Linked DNA regions of Homo sapiens: all the other regions are linked to region 2. The links are chromatin contacts, found by Hi-C or POLR2A ChIA-PET in ENCODE. All regions are on one chromosome and are shown on one strand. The core of a region is the stretch at or near the end of the contact, and the rest is flanking DNA. Distances in the headings are between cores, read along the strand shown.

The links. Hi-C counts contacts between places; a loop is a spot of excess contacts on that map. ChIA-PET counts read pairs that join two places held with the same protein, here RNA polymerase II (POLR2A). Pooled maps may share reads with other maps.
Region 1: a map of CD8-positive, alpha-beta T cell shows a loop between it and region 2 (9-fold over the local background). The contact joins the promoter of ZNF600 here to the promoter of ZNF83 in region 2. A Hi-C loop is called at or near these places in 2 of 168 maps with a recorded cell type or tissue (CD8-positive, alpha-beta T cell and naive thymus-derived CD4-positive, alpha-beta T cell), 6 of 37 single-sample maps with no recorded cell type and 14 of 50 pooled maps. POLR2A ChIA-PET finds 5 or more read pairs at or near these places in 3 of 52 experiments (IMR-90, activated CD8-positive, alpha-beta memory T cell and naive thymus-derived CD4-positive, alpha-beta T cell).
Region 3: a map of naive thymus-derived CD4-positive, alpha-beta T cell shows a loop between it and region 2 (17-fold over the local background). The contact joins the promoter of ZNF468 here to the promoter of ZNF83 in region 2. A Hi-C loop is called at or near these places in 1 of 168 maps with a recorded cell type or tissue (naive thymus-derived CD4-positive, alpha-beta T cell), 1 of 37 single-sample maps with no recorded cell type and 9 of 50 pooled maps. POLR2A ChIA-PET finds 5 or more read pairs at or near these places in 1 of 52 experiments (activated CD4-positive, alpha-beta T cell).
Region 4: a map with no recorded cell type shows a loop between it and region 2 (17-fold over the local background). The contact joins the promoter of ZNF28 here to the promoter of ZNF83 in region 2. A Hi-C loop is called at or near these places in 1 of 37 single-sample maps with no recorded cell type and 8 of 50 pooled maps. POLR2A ChIA-PET finds 5 or more read pairs at or near these places in 1 of 52 experiments (endothelial cell of umbilical vein).

The regions. Positions count from the first base shown.
Region 1 is chr19:52,785,370-52,789,352 of GRCh38, forward strand. It overlaps ZNF600 (zinc finger protein 600), which reads right to left and starts at 1,422. Exons shown (of 6, transcript NM_001321866.4): 1 at 1,226-1,422. RefSeq lists enhancers at 382-1,240, 1,241-2,098 and a silencer at 1,431-1,580.
Region 2 is chr19:52,636,676-52,640,298 of GRCh38, forward strand. ZNF83 (zinc finger protein 83) reads right to left here and starts at 1,680. Exons shown (of 3, transcript NM_018300.4): 1 at 1,637-1,680. It also overlaps the pseudogene LOC124904757. RefSeq lists enhancers at 608-1,126, 1,127-1,644, 1,398-1,517 and a silencer at 1,728-1,927.
Region 3 is chr19:52,855,868-52,859,690 of GRCh38, forward strand. ZNF468 (zinc finger protein 468) reads right to left here and starts at 1,752. Exons shown (of 4, transcript NM_001008801.2): 1 at 1,705-1,752. It also overlaps a transcript of ZNF320 not described here. RefSeq lists an enhancer at 1,351-1,430.
Region 4 is chr19:52,820,383-52,824,280 of GRCh38, forward strand. It overlaps ZNF28 (zinc finger protein 28), which reads right to left and starts at 1,251. Exons shown (of 4, transcript NM_006969.5): 1 at 1,204-1,251. It also overlaps a transcript of ZNF600 not described here. RefSeq lists an enhancer at 1,196-1,697.

The DNA.
Region 1 (3,983 bases), core at 172-2,671, 150 kb after region 2:
CTCCCTAGTAGCTGGGATTACAGGCATGTGCAACCGCTCCCAGCTAATTTTATATTTTTAATAGAGACGGGGTTTCTCCCTGTTGATCAGGCTGGTCTCGAACTCCGGACCTCAGGTGATCCACCCGCCTCAGCCTCCCAAAATGCTGGGATTACAGGCATGACCCACAGCGCCCGGTCCTTATTTAACCTCTTGTTGTTCTTTCTCCCCAATCTTTCAATCTTCCTCAATGTCTATATATTACAGCCTCTTCTCTTATCTCTCCGTCTCCTCTGCTCTCCCTATTAAATTCTCTCTTCCCTGTTATACCCCTCTGTCCCCACTCTCCAGCACCTCAGATCCCCAGGTGTCCTCCCTGCTGTGGTTCTCCATCTGTTCTTGCCACCAGCACCACTCTGCTCTGTCTGCCCTGGCTCCAAATCCCTCCTCCTCTCCCTCACTCTGGTGAGCCTCCCTCTTTGCTGCCCCTCTCCCTACCTTGCTGTCCTTCATCTTTCTGTACATCTAGCTTTTCTCTACATTTCTCCAGTTGCTTTTCTCCTCCTGCTTTCTTAGTTTTTTTTCTTTCACTTTTGCTGTCTCTTGGCAAATTCCTAACCCATCCTCTACTTTGCCATCTGTTATGGGCCTTTCTCATTCTTCTTTTCTCTGTCTCTGGTTTTCTACTGCTCTCTCAGTCCCTCTCTCTATCTCCTGATCCCTTTGGCCCAGGCGGGTTTGGAGTAATCACAGGCGGGTTTGGAGTAAGACGCCTGCATCCCGTAGAAGCGCATTTTCCAGGGGGTGGAGCTGGACAGGAAAGAACACCTGGTATCATAGGACAAGCCCCTGCGACCCACCCCAACCCTGGCTCAGGGGAAGCGAAGACTTGGGGAGCAGCAGGGCCCGGCACCAGGAGGGACGTGGTGGGCGACGGCACCCTAAGACAAAGGTGGGACCTGCAGGATCCCAGGACCAGGCAGAGGACGCAGCCTCCCCGGGGCTGGGGCCGGGGCGCCGCGCTCCAGGTGCCAACTGGGGCGAGGCTGGGAGGCGCCCAGGGCTGGAATCCACCTCGCGGGTGAGGACTTTAAAAAGCACGGGGCGGGAATAGTCAGAAAAATGTTTTGAGCAGGAAAAATACGCGATAGGAAGTGTATACATTGCCCTATAGCAGAAAGACCGGGGACGGGACCAGCCTCCGAGCGACTTCAAACCCAAAAGCAAGCAACTTCCAGACTCTTACCGGGACGTCTCAATTTGCTCTGGGTGAAGGGAAGACAGGCGAGAATTTCCAGGTCCGTGGGGATCCCACGTCCCAGGGGCAGAAGCGCCGGGGACCTGGGAAGTGCAGACTTAATCCAAGGCAGAGCAAAACTCACGCGCCGTGGTAGGACCTTCACTCCACGCGATCCGCTTCCGGGTTTGTGCGCGCCCAGGACTGAAGCCAGGCCGGGGCAGGTTGGCTGGACCTGGGCGGGGTAGAGGCGGGGCCCCAGGCGGAGAGACCTTGCCCTTTAGAACCGGCAGAGGGAGGGCCCGGGGCGGGACCTGTGCTTCTCAGCCTCGCACTCAGCGCCTCTGTTTTTCGAGTTTTTGGAGGCGACAGCGGCCAGGAAGGCTGAGGCATGATTCAAAAGCCCTGGAATTATCTGGAACGGGAATGCAAACTAGAATGTGAAATGCAAAGCCCTGCCAGGGCGGAACATACGATTTCATGCTGATGGCCCACAGAACAGAACAGAAATCCTCTCCCTTTCTATTCTCCATTCACTCAGGAGGGAGGGTCCACCCCGTGCTCAGCTTCAAAGTGTTCCCTAGGGCCTCCGCCTGGGATGCGGGACGGAGAGCTCAGGCCAGGGAGGAGTGAGGTCACCACCTGCTGCCTAAACACAGCAGGGATGCGGGCACGAGGCGGAAGCCTGAGGTCCCAGCTACTCAGGAAGCAGCGGCGGGAGAATCCCTGAACCTGGGGGTCCAGGCCATCCTGGGCGACAAAGTAACACCCCCTAACTGCAGGGTCCTCTTCCTGATCTCTCTCTCGCTCTTTTACTTTTTTTTTTTTTTTTTTTTTTTGAGACGGAGTCTCGCTGTGTCGCCCAGGCTGGAGTGCAGTGGCACGATTTTGGCTCACTGCAAGCTCCGCCTCCCGGGTTCACGCCCTTCTCCTGCCTCAGCCTTTCGAGTAACTGGAACTACAGGAGCCCGCCTAACCCAAACAAAAACAAGACCGGGCGCGCTGGCTCACACCTGTAATCTCAGCACTTTGGGAGGCTGAGGCGGGCAGATCATGAGGTCAGGAGATCGAGACCATCCTGGCTAACACAGTGAAACCCCATCTCTACTAAAAAATACAAAAAAATTAGCCAAGCGTGGTGGTGGGTGCCTGTAATCCCAGCTACTAGGGAGGCTGAGACAGGAGAATGGAGTGAACCCGGGAGGCGGAGCGTGCAGTGAGCCAAGATCGTGCCACTGCACTCCAGCCTGGGCGACAGAGCGAGGCTACGTCTCAAAAAAAAAAAAGAAAAAGAAAAAGAAAAAGAAATATCTCCCCTAGTTTGTCTCCTTTTCCAGAATTTACCAGATACCAGTACACAGATACCAGTGCATACATTAATGTATGACTTTCATACATAGATTCTCTGATCTGATCCACAAAGAGCTAAATGTGCATCCAGATGTGGCCCCTGAACAATCCCTGCTGCCCAATATCACTGACACCTTGGGGTCCACACCCCATCTCCATCCATCTCTGGTGTGAGCCCTTCCCAGGACCATGCCCAGTGCAGCCTCTTCCCAAGCTCATGTCACTAGGTTATAGAAGATGGAATTTAAGTGAAGATGACAAGGACTGAGAAAAGGCATGGGTTAGTGTGAGCAAACGTGTGAGGCAGGATGCTTCAGACTCACAGAAGACTGGCTACTACAATACCTGGCATTTCAGAAAGGAAAGAGACAGAAGAATCCACCGAGGAATATTACTCCACCTGAGGAAGAGCCATCCCTGGCTCCTTTTCTTTGCTCCTCTTGGTGTCTTCCTCACGTAACATGAGTCTTTGGAAAATCAATCCTGTATGTAAAAAAAAATACGAGATTTAATTTTTAGAAATCACTCCCTCCTTTCCTGTGACAAAACACACACACAGGGGAGACCTCACCAGGGATAAAGATGGTTCTCTGCTGCCCACTGCACCAGAGATTATGTGGAGATAAGAAGGTGCCACAGGAAGACCTACAAGGGCAATTTTGACCTGTTTTGAGGTCTTGCTCCCTCCTGCAAAAGTCCACACACACGCTGCAGCAGGACACAGATCTTCAGGGCACAGATCTGGCCCTAACCAAACCCCATGCAGAGCACAGCCCCCTCACCTCCCTGTGGATCACAGGCTGATCTCAGCTCTCAACATGGAGGAAACTGCCTTGATGTTCAATGCTGGAGACAGATGAGAATCACCTGCACCATTGTAGGTATTATTGAGGGTGGGTCCCATACTGTGATAATAGCAATCTCTGATAAAACAGCATAGAAGCTATATTTGCAAAATGCCTGAAAACCCTAATGTGAAGCCAAGTTTGAGCTCCACTCAGGGCACCAGCCCCGCAGAGCCCCACCTTCTGGCTCTGCTCTCCGCTTGGGGACTTGTTCCCACCAGGATCCAGTGAACAGCGAAGGAGCAAAAAGGATCACACAGAACAGGCAACATGGGCCAGAGATGGGGGTGAAGGTGGGGCTGTCATGTCAAATGGGGGACTGTGGGAGAACACAAAAGTTTTCATAGAAAAAGTGATGTCAGAACAAAGACTTAGGGAAGAAAGGCTGCTTGTCACTTGCAGCTGAGTGGCCAGAGAGTCCTAGGCAGAGGGACAGCCCAGGTGAAGGCCCTGAGAAAGGAGCAACCTGAGTCCCAGAAAAAGAAAAGAAGCCTGCATGGTTACAGTAGAGGTAGGGAGGAGGACAGAGGCAGGAGTTGATGTCACAGAGCTCCTGGGACTCAGATATCTAG
Region 2 (3,623 bases), core at 430-2,929:
GACAGGGTCTTGCTCTGTTGACCAGGCTGGAGTGCAGTGACATGATCTCGGCTCACTGCAGCCTGGACCTCCTGGGTTCAAGTGATCCTTCTGCCTCGGCCTTCAGAGTAGCTGGGATTACAGGTGCACACTATCATGCCCGGTTGTTTTTTTTTTTTTTTGGTAGAGATGGGGGTCTCACTATGTTGCCCAAGCTAGACTCGAACTCCTGTACTCAAGCAATCTTCTTGCCTCAGTCTCCTAAAGTGCTGGGATTACAGGCGTAAGCCACTGCGCCCAGCCCATCTTTCTTCATTACTGTGCTTCCCTCCCTAATTGTGTACATATCTCTCATTCTCCCCTTCTCTCTCTAGCTCTTGTTTTCTTTTCTTTTTACCTGGCATTCTGCTCCTCATTTTGTACCCCTCTCCTCTCCTGCTGTTTATCCCCTTCTTCCCTCTATTCCTTCTCTTCCACCTCTTCTGCTCCATCCTCGCAACTTACCTAACTTCTTGCTGTTCCTTCTCCCCAATCGTTCTATCGTCCTCAATCTTGATATATTTCCGCCTCTTCTCCCATCTCTGTGCATCCTCTGCTCTCCCTGTTAAATTCCGTCTTCCCTGTTATACCCCCTGTCCCCAATATGTGGAACCACAGATCCCCAGGTGTCCTCCCTGCTGTGGTTCTCCCTCTGTTCTCCTTGCCACCAGCACCACTCTGCTCTGTCTGCCCTGGCTCCAAATCCCTCCTCCTCTCCCTCACTCTGATGAGATTCCCTCTTTGCTGCCCCTCTCCCTACCTTGCTGTCCTTCATCTCTCTGTACATCTAGGTTTCTCTACGTTTCTCCAGTTACTTTTCTCCTCCTGCTTTCTTTTTTTTTCTTTTCACTTTTGCTGTCTCTTGACAAATCCATCACCCACCCTCTACTTTGCCCTCTGTTATGGGTCTTTCTCATTCTTTTCTCTGTCTCAGCTTTTCTACTGCTCTGTCTCCCAATGCCTTTGGCCGACACAATCACAGGAGGGTTTGGATAAGACGCCTGCATCCCGGAGGAGCTCGTTTTCCGGGGGCTGGAGCTGGGCAGGCAAGAACACCCCGTGTCACAGGACAGGCCCCGGGTACCTCCCCAACGCGGGTTCAGGGGAAGAGGTGACTGTGGAGGAGAGACCTGTGGAGCAGCAGGGCCCGCCACGAGGAGGGAGGTGGGGGGGAGACGGCGCCTTAAGACAAGGTTGGGGTCTGCAGGATTCCAGGACCAGGCAAAGTACGCGGCCTCCCTGGGACTGGGGCCCTGGCGCTGCGCTCCAGTGGCCTACGAAGGCGAGGGTGGGAGGCGCCCAGGGCGGGAATCCAGCTCTCGGGTGAGGACTTTAAAAAGCGAGGGGCGGGAGGAGTCAGAAAACAGTTTTGAGCAGGAAAACTACGCGACAGGAAGTGTATACATCGCCCTACAGCAGAAAGACCGGGGACAGCCCAGCCTCAGGGCGACTTTAAACCCAAAAGGAAGCGATATCCGGACTCTCATGGGGACGTCTCAATTTGTCCTGGGTGAAGGAAGAAGGGAGAGAATTTCCAGGTCTGTGGGGACCCCACGTCTCAGGTACAGCAGCGCCGGGGACCTGGTAAGCGCAGACTTAATAGAAGAGCGAAACTCACCGCCACGGTGTAACTTTCACTCCACATAATCCGCTTCCGGGTTTGCGCGCATGTGCGCGCGCAGTACAGAAGCCAGGTCTGGGCGGGGCCCGCGAGGTGGGCGGGGCCTGGATGAGGTAGGGGCGGGGTGGGAAGCCGAGAGACTTTCCCCTTTAGAACCAGCAGTGGGCGGGGCCAGGGCGGGACCTGTGAGTCTCTCAGCATCGTTCCCAGCGCAGAGGCATTTTTCGGGTTTTGGAGGCGAGACCGGCCAGGAAGGCTGAGGCATGATTCAAAAGCCCTGGAATTATCTGGAACGGGGATGCAAACTAGAATGTGAAATGCAAAGCCCTGCCTGGGCGGAAGGTACAATTTCATGCTGATAGCCCACAGAACCGAATAGAAATCCTCTCCCTTTCTATTCTCCATTCACTTGGGAGAGAGTCCACGCTGTGCTCAGCTTTAGAGACTCAGGCCACTGCCTGAGATGCAGGATGGAGTGCTCAGGCCAAGGATGGGTGAGGTCACCACCTGCGGCTTAAACACAGCTGGGATATGGGCGCGGGAGTGGGAGCCTGAGGTCCCAGCTATTCAGGAAGCAGCGGCGGGAGGATCGCCGAGCCTGGGAGTTCAGGCCAGCCTGGGCGACAAAGTAACACCCCCTCCCGCAGGGCTCCCTTCCTCGTCTCTCTCTCTCTTTTCTTTTTTATAATAAAATTTTTGATGATGTTACATAGGGATCCAACATTATTCTTTTCCACGTGGATATCCAGTTAGTTGTCCCAGCGTATTTGTGTAAGAGATCTATCAGTTTCTTTTTTTGTTTCTTGAGATGGAGTTTTGCTCTAGTTGACCAGGCTGGAGTGCAATGGCGCGATCTCTGTCTCCCAGGTTCAATCGATTCTCATGCCTCTATCTCCCAAGTAGCTGGGATCACAGGGATGTGCCACCATGCCCTGCTAATTTTGTATTTTTAGTAGAGATGGGATTTCTCCATGTTGGTCAGGTTGGTCTCAAATTTCCGACCTCAAGTAATCCGCCCGCCTCGGCCTCCCAAAGTGCTGGGATTACAGGTGTGAGCCACCGCGCCCGGCTTATTTTCTTTTATATATTTAGTTTTTTCTATTTTTTTTTTTTTTTTTTTTTGAGGCAGAGTTTTCTTTTTTGGCCAGGCTGGAATGCGGTGGCGAGATCTGGGCTCACTGCAGCCTCTGCCTCCTGGGTTGAACCGATTTTCCTGTCTCAGCCTCCGGAGTAGTTGACATTACAGACGCGCACAACCATGCCCGGCTAATTTTTGTATTTTCGATACAAACGAGGTTTCACTATATTGGCTAGGCTGGTCTCGAACTTCTGACTTCAAGTGATCTGACTGCCTCAGCCTCTGAAAGTGCTGGGATTATAGTCATAAGCCACACTTCCTGGCCCAAAAAATATTCATTTCTTTACTCTTTAAATTTTGAGAAAATATAATGGAAAACAAAAAAAATCTTCCCCCCAATGAGAAATCATCTTCACGATGATAATAGTGAAAGAAATAAAAACCACATTATTAATAAGTAAGCCTTAAACCAGAATGTGATGGGAAATTGAGGCAAACAGCTAAGAGGTTGAAAAGAGACAAGGAAACTTCACTGTTCTATACAACCCATTGAGTACATGTTTTCAAGATAAACACTAATCAGTCCTCAGGGAAGAGGACTTGACAACACTCTTGGTCACACATAGTTCATCCTGGCTCTATTTGGTAATGGAGGTGACCATCTGTGTCAGCTAATTAGCTTCATCCAGAGGGAGGGGGAAAACCCTAACCCATGTCTTTTTGACGAGTGTGAGTTTTACAACATAGCGACGCGTGCCCTCTCTGGTCAGGCGCCTACAATCCGACAGAAACTGACGTCAGCAGTAAATAATAAAATTTAGAATGTAAGATTAAGTACTGAGTTTATGTGAACACAAAGCTTGAAGAAAGCCACCTGGAAACACCAACTCCAAATAAATGAGATCG
Region 3 (3,823 bases), core at 502-3,001, 220 kb after region 2:
GGGAGGTTCACTGGGGCTCAGAGCTGGAAACATTTTCACGAAGTTACCCTGAGAAGGTCTGAGATGAGTGAGAAGGTGTGCCTGAATTCTTACATGGGGGCCTGGAAGGGCTAATGGGATGGGTTGGTCTTATCATCCCATTCTTAAAATTAGAGAAGCATTTTTCACATGCCTGGGTTAAAGAAAATTCTTTTGAAAGGTTCTGATGAAATTGACTCCCAACATTGAATTCTTCCTTACAAGAAAATCACACTAACATTTATAAAATGCAGCAGTGTAAACACACAGCTCTTGACCTTGAAAACAGGGAAACAGGGTCAGCTGTAGAACCAAGACATAAGCAAATTATTTCAATCAAGAAATACATGGGTGGACAGCTGAGGTGGTTCACACCTGTAATTCCAGCACTTTGGGAGGTGGAGGTGGGTGGATTACCTGAGGTCAGGAGTTTGAGACCAACCTGGCCAACATGGTGAAACCCTATCTCTACTAGAAATACAAAAATTAGCTGGGCTCCATCCTTGCAACTTATTTAACCTCCTGTTGGTCCTTCTCCCCAATCTTTAGATCGTCCTCAATCTCCATAGATTTCTGCCTCTTCTCCCATCTATGCGCCTCCTCTGCTCTCCCTGTTAAATTCTCTCTTCTCTGTTATAACCCCCTGGACCCAATCTGGCACCCCAGATCCCCAGGTGTCCTCCCCGCTGTGCTTCTCCCTCTGTTCTCCTTGCCACCAGCACCACTCTGCTCTGTCTGACCCGGCTCCACATCCCTCCTCCTCTCCCTCACTCTGATGAGCCTCCACATTTCTGCCCCTCTCCCTACCTTGCTGTCCTTCATCTCTCTGTACATCTAGCTTTTCTCTACATTTCTCCAGTTGCTTTTCTCCTCCTGCTTTCTTATCTTTTATCACTTTTGCTGTCTCTTGGCAAATCCCTCACCCATCCTCTACTTTGCCATCTGTTATGGGTCTTTCTCATTCTTCTTTTCTCTGTCTCAGGTTTTCTACTGCTCTCTCAGTCCCTCTCTCTGTCTCCTGATCCCTTTGGCCCACACGATCACAAGAGGGTTTGGAGTAAGACGCCTGCATCTCGGAGAAGCGCATTTTCCAAGTGCTGGAGCTGGGCGGGCAAGAACACCCCGCGTCACAGGACAAGCCCCAGGCACCTCTCCAACGAGGGCTCAGGGGACGCGGTGACTGCGGAGGGGAGATCTGGGGAGCAGCAGGGCCCAGCAAGAGGAGGAGGGAGGTGGGGAGCGACGACGCCTTCGGACAAGGGTGGGATCCGCAGGATCCCAGGACCACAGAACGCAGCCTTCCCGGGACTGGGGTCGCCGCGCTGTGCTCCAGGAACCCAGGAGAGTAAGGCTGGGAGGCGCACAGGGTGGGAATACACCTCTAGGGTGAGGACTTTAAAAAGAGCCGTGCGGAAGGAGTCAAAAAACGGTTTTGAGCAGGAAAACTACGCGATAGGAAACGTATACATTGCCCTATGGCAGAAAGACCCGGGACGGGACCAGCCTCAGGGCGACTTTAAACCTAAAAAGAAGGGGCTTCCGGACTCCCAGTAGAACATCTCCATTTGCTCTGAGTGAAGGAAGAAAGGCGAGAACTTCCAGGTCTATGGGGACCCCACATCCCATGTACAGAAGTGCCGGGGACCTGGGAAGCTCAGACTTAACACCACACAGAGCAAAACTCACCGCCCGCCGCGGCGTGACCGTCATTCCACGGGATCCACTTCCTGGTCTGCGCGAATCTGCGCGCGCAGGACAGAAACCAGGCCTGGGTGGAGCCAACGAGGAGGCGAGCGGGGCCCGGGTGAGGTGTGGGCGGGGCGCGAAGCGGCGAGACCTTGCCCTTTAGAACCCGCAGAGGGCGGGGCCGGAGCGGGACCTGTGCATCTCTCAGCCTCCTCCCAACCCGTTCTCCGGGTTTTGGCGGCGAGAGCCCCCAGGAAGGCAGACGGATAATTCAAAAGCCCTGGAATAGTCTGGAAGGAGGATGCAAACTAGAATGTAAAATGCAAAGCCCTTTCTGGGCGGAACGTAGGATTTCATGCTGATGGCCCACAGGACAGTATAGAAATCTTCTCCCTTTCTATTCTCCATTCACTCAGGAGGGAGAGTCCACCCAGTGCTCAGCTTCAGAGACATCCCTAGGGCCACAGCCTGGGATGCCAGACGGAGTGCTCAGGCCAGGGAGGAGTGAGGTCACCACCTGCTGCTTAAACACAGCAGGGATGCGGGCGTGGGAGCCTGAGGTCCCAGCTACTCAGGAAGCAGCGGCGGGAGGATCGCTCAGCCTGGGGGTCCAGGACAGCCTGCGCGACAATGTAACATTCCCTCCCGCAGTCTCTCTCTTTTTTAAATTTTTAAAATAAAATTTTTATTAGGCCGGGCACGGTGACTCACGCCTGTAATCCCAGCACTTTGGGAGGCTGAGGCGGGCGGATCACGAGGTCAGGAGATCGCGACCATCCTGGCTTACACGATGAAACCCCGTCTCCACTAAAAATACAAAAATTAGCCGGGCGTGGTGGCGGGCGCCTGTAGTCCCAGCTACTCAGGAGGCTGAGGCAGGAGAATGCGGTGAACATGGGAGGTGGAGCTTGCAGTGGGCCGAGACCGAGCCACTGCACTCCAGCCTGGGCGACAGAGCCAGACTCCCTCTCTAAAAATAAATAAACAAACTAAATTTGCTTGTGTGAGATAGGAATACAACATTACTCTTCTCCATATGGATATCCAGTTAGTTGTCCCAGCACATTTGTAAAAGAGATCTGTTACTTTCTCCTTTTTATTTACATTTTTTCTTTTTCTTCTTCTTCTTCTTTTTTTTTTTTTTTTTGAGACTGAGTATTTCTCTGTCGCCCAGGCTGGAGTACAATGGTGACATCTCGGCTCACTGCAGCCTCTGCCTCCTGGGTTGAAGCGATTCTTCTGCCTCAGCCTCCGGAGTAGCTGGCATTACAGGCACACCCACCATGCCCGGCTAATTTTTGTATTTTGGGTACAGACGGGGTTTCATCATGTTGGACAGGCTGGTCTCGAACTCCTGACTTCAAGTGATCCGCCTGCCTCGGCCTCCCGAAGTTCTGGGATTACAGGCGTGAGCCACTGTGCCTGGCCCAAGAAATACTCTTTACTTCGCTTTTTAAATGTTGAAAAAATACAATTGAAAACTAAAAAATCTTCCCCAAAATGAGAAATCATCTTCATGACAAAACAGGAAGAAATAAAAACCATTTTATTAGTAAATAAGCCTTAGACCAGAATGTGTTGGGAAATACAGGCAAAGAGCTGAGAGGTTGAAAAGAGAGAAACTTCACTGCTCTATACAACCCATTAAGTACATGTTTTCAAGATAAACACTAATCAGTCCTCAGGGAAGAGGACTTGACAAGTCTTTGGTCGCACATAGTTCATCCTGGCTCTACTTGGTAATGGAGGTGACCATCTGTGTCAGCTAACTAGCTTCATGCAGAAGGAGGGGAAATACATTAACCCACGTCTTTTTGACAAGTGTGAGTTTTACGACATGGCGACAGGTGCCCTCTCTAGTGAGGCTCCTACAATCTGACGGAAACTGACGTCAGCAGTAAATAATAAAATTCAGAATACACGATTAATTATAGAGTTTATTGGAACACAAAGTTTGAGGATAGCCATCTGGAAACATCAACTCCAAATGAAGGGGGCCCGTGTTCCCATGTAGAGATGTTAAGGTTTCACACACAGGGAAAGACAGAGAAGCTTTAGCAGAATCAACACATTTTCCATTCAAGACCAGTGCATAGGCTGCGGCAGCTTGACTGGTGAT
Region 4 (3,898 bases), core at 1-2,500, 180 kb after region 2:
CTGGGATTACAGGCGTGAGCCACCGCGCCCGGCCCTTATTTAACCTCTTGTTGGTCCTTCTCCCCAATCTTTAGATCGTCCTCAATCTCCATAGATTTCCACCTCTTCTCCCCTCTCTGCTCTCCCTGTTAAATTCTCTCTTCTCTGTTATAACCCCCTGGACCCAGTCTGGCACCCCAGATCCCCAGGTGTCCTCCCCGCTGTGCTTCTCCCTCTGTTCTCCTTGCCACCAGCACCACTCTGCTCTGTCTGACCCGGCTCCACATCCCTCCTCCTCTCCCTCACTCTGATGAGCCTCCACATTTCTGCCCCTCTCCCTACCTTGCTGTCTGTCCTTCATCTCTCTGTACATCTAGCTTTTCTCTACATTTCTCCAGTTGCTTTTCTCCTCCTGCTTTCTTATCTTTTATCACTTTTGCTGTCTCTTGGCAAATCCCTCACCATCCTCTACTTTGCCATCTGTTATGGGTCTTTCTCATTCTTCTTTTCTCTGTCTCAGGTTTTCTACTGCTCTCTTAGTCCCTCTCTCTGTCTCCTGATCCCTTTGGCCCACACGATCACACGAGGGTTTGGAGTAAGACACCTGCATCTCGGAGAAGCGCATTTTCCCAGAGCTGGAGCTGGGCGGGCAAGAACACCCCGCGTCACAGGACAAGCCCCAGGCACCTCTCCAACGCGGGCTCAGGGGAAGCGGTGACTGCGGAGGGGAGATCTGGGGAGCAGCAGGGCCCAGCAAGAGGAGGAGGGAGGTGGGGAGCGACGACGCCTTCGGACAAGGGTGGGATCCGCAGGATCCCAGGACCACAGAACGCAGCCTTCCCGGGACTGGGGTCGCCGCGCTGTGCTCCAGGAACCCAGGAGGATGAGGCTGGGAGGCGCACAGGGTGGGAATACACCTCTAGGGTGAGGACTTTAAAAAGAGCCGTGCGGAAGGAGTCAAAAAAAGGTTTTGAGCAGGAAAACTACGAGATAGGAAGTGTATACATTGCCCTGTAGCAGAAAGACCCGGGACGGGACCAGCCTCAGGGCGACTTTAAACCTAAAAAGAAGGGGCTTCCGGACTCCCAGTAGAACATCTCCATTTGCTCTGAGTGAACGAAGAAAGGGGAGAACTTCCAGGTCTAGGGGGACCCCACATCCCATGTACAGAAGTGCCGGGGACCTGGGAAGCTCAGACTTAACACCACACAGAGCAAAACTCACCGCCCGCCGCGGCGTCACCGTCATTCCACGGGATCCGCTTCCTGGTCTGCGCGAATCTGCGCGCGCAGGACAGAAACCAGGCCTGGGTGGAGCCAACGAGGAGGCGAGCGGGGCCCGGGTGAGGTGTGGGCGGGGCGCGAAGCGGCGAGACCTTGCCCTTTAGAACCCGCAGAGGGCGGGGCCGGAGCGGGACCTGTGAGTCTCAGCCTCCTCCCAGGCCATGTTCTCAGGCTTTTGAACCCGGGAGATACAGCTTGCATTGGGCCGAGATCGAGCCACTGCACACCAGCCTGGGCAACAGAGCCAGACTCCGTCTCTAAAAAAAAATAAAAAAATAAAAAAATAATAAAAAAAAAATTTGCTTGTGCGAGACAGGGATACAACATTACTCTTTTCCGTGTGGATATCCAGTTAGTTGTCCCAGCACATTTGTAAAAGAGATCTATTACTTTCTCCTTTTTATTTACATTTTTTTCTTTTCTTTTTCCCTTTTTTTTTTTTTTTTTTTTGAGGCTATTTCTCTGTCGCCCTGGCTGGAGTGCAGTGGCGAGATCTTGACTCACTGCAGCCTCTGCCTCCTGGGTTGAAGCGATTCTTCTGCCTCAGCCTCCGGAGTAGCTGGCACTACAGGCACACCCACCATGCCCGGTTAATTTTTGTATTTTGTGTAGAGACAGGATTTCGCCATGTTGGACAGGCTGGTCTCGAACTCCTGACTTCAAGTGATCCGACTGCCTTGGCCTCCCCAAGTGCTGGGATTACAGGCCTGAGCCACTGTGCCTGGCCCAGGAAATACTCTTTACTTTGCTTTTTAAATGTTGAGAAAATACAACTGAAAACTAAAAAATCTTCCCCGAAATGAGAAATCATCTTCATGACAAAACAGGAAGAAATAAGAACTATTCTATTAATGAATAAGCCTTAGACCAGAATGTGTTGGGAAATAGAGGCAAACAGCTAAGAGGTTGAAAAGAGAGAAAGAAACTTCATTGTTCTATGCAACCCGTTAAGTACATGTTTTCAAGATAAACACTAATCAGTCCTCAGGGAAGATTAGTTGACAACAGCCTTGGTCGCACATAGTTCATCCTGGCTGTACTTGGTAATGGAGGTGACTATCTGTGTCAGCTAGTTAGCTTCATGCAGAGAGAGGGGAATTACTTTAACCCACGTCTTTTTGACAAGTGTGAGTTTTACAACATGGAGGCAGGTGCCGTCTCTAGTGAGGCTGCTACAGTCCGACAGAAACTGACGTCAGCAGTAAATAATAAAATTTAGAATACATAATTAACTATAGAGTTTATTGGAACACAAAGCTTGAGGATAGCCACCTGGAAACGTCAACTCCAAATGAAGGGGGCCCGTGTTCCCAAGTAGAGACGTTAAGGTTTCACACACAGGGAAAGACAGAGAAGCTTTACCAGAATCACATTTTCCATTCAAGGCCAGTGCATAGGCTGCAGCAAATTGATTGGTTATGGATTGATACACTTCAAGGAAGGTTACTTTATCACTCCATAAGAAGGGACAATGATGCCAACAGGTTAGTCTTCCTAATTATTTACAGGTAAACTTTTTTTAAAATTTATATTAGGAAACTAAATTTTATTGCACTTTTTGTTTTGTTTTGTTTTGGTTTGGTTTTTGGTACGGAGTCTTGCTCTGTTGCCCAGGCTGGAGTGCAGTGGTGCAATCTTGGCTCACTGTGACCTCCATCTCCCGGGTTCAAGCAGCTCTCCTGCCTCAGCCTCCTGAGTAGCTGGGATTACAGGCACACGCCACCATGCCTGGCTAATGCTTTTGTATTTTCAGTAGACACGGGGTTTCACCATGTTGGCCAGGCTGGTTTCTAATTCCTGACCTCAAGTGATCCACCCACCTTAGCCTCCCAAAGTGCTGAGACTACAGGCGTGCGCCACCGCACCTGGCCAGTAAAACTCTTAGAAGTTGCGCCTGCACACCACTGGACTCAGGTTGCATGACCACGTTCCTCTCAAAGCTCAGAATTATTTAAATGTCCGTAGCTTTAAATTTGAAATATTTGATGTTTGAATTATTTAACTTCCTACTGAGATATAGGTACTATCGCCCTTGTAGTTTGCCTTACAAGGATCGTTCCCAAGACCTTCAGAAATACATCCTTGGGTCATTAAACTGAAAAAAGGCTTAGTTACTTTCTAAAAAATACCACTTCAGGCCAGGCGCGGTGGTTCAAGCCTGTAATCCCAGCGTTTTGGAAGGCCGAGGAGGACAGATGGCCTGAGGTCGGAAGTTGGAGACCGGCCTGACCAATATGGAGAAACCCCATCTCTCCTATAAATACAAAAATTAGCCTGGCCTGTTGGCATGTGCCTCTATTCCCAGCTACTCGGGAGGCTGAGGGAGGTGAATCGCTTGAGCCCAGGAGACACGGAGGTTGTGGTGAGCCAAGATCACGCCATTGCACTCCAGCCCAGGCAACAACAGTGAAACTCCGTCTCAAAAACAAAAAATAAATAATAATAATAATAATAATAATAAATATGGCCGGCGCAGTGGCTCATGCCTGAGTGAGACTCCGTCTCAAAACAAAATAAAACAAAACAAAACAAAAAACAAAAAAAACACATTACCAGTTCCACAGTAGGGTGTCCTCAAAAACAAAGGAAATGCCTCCTCTTTAAGTTTTTCTTACATAGGCATCCAGGTAAATACA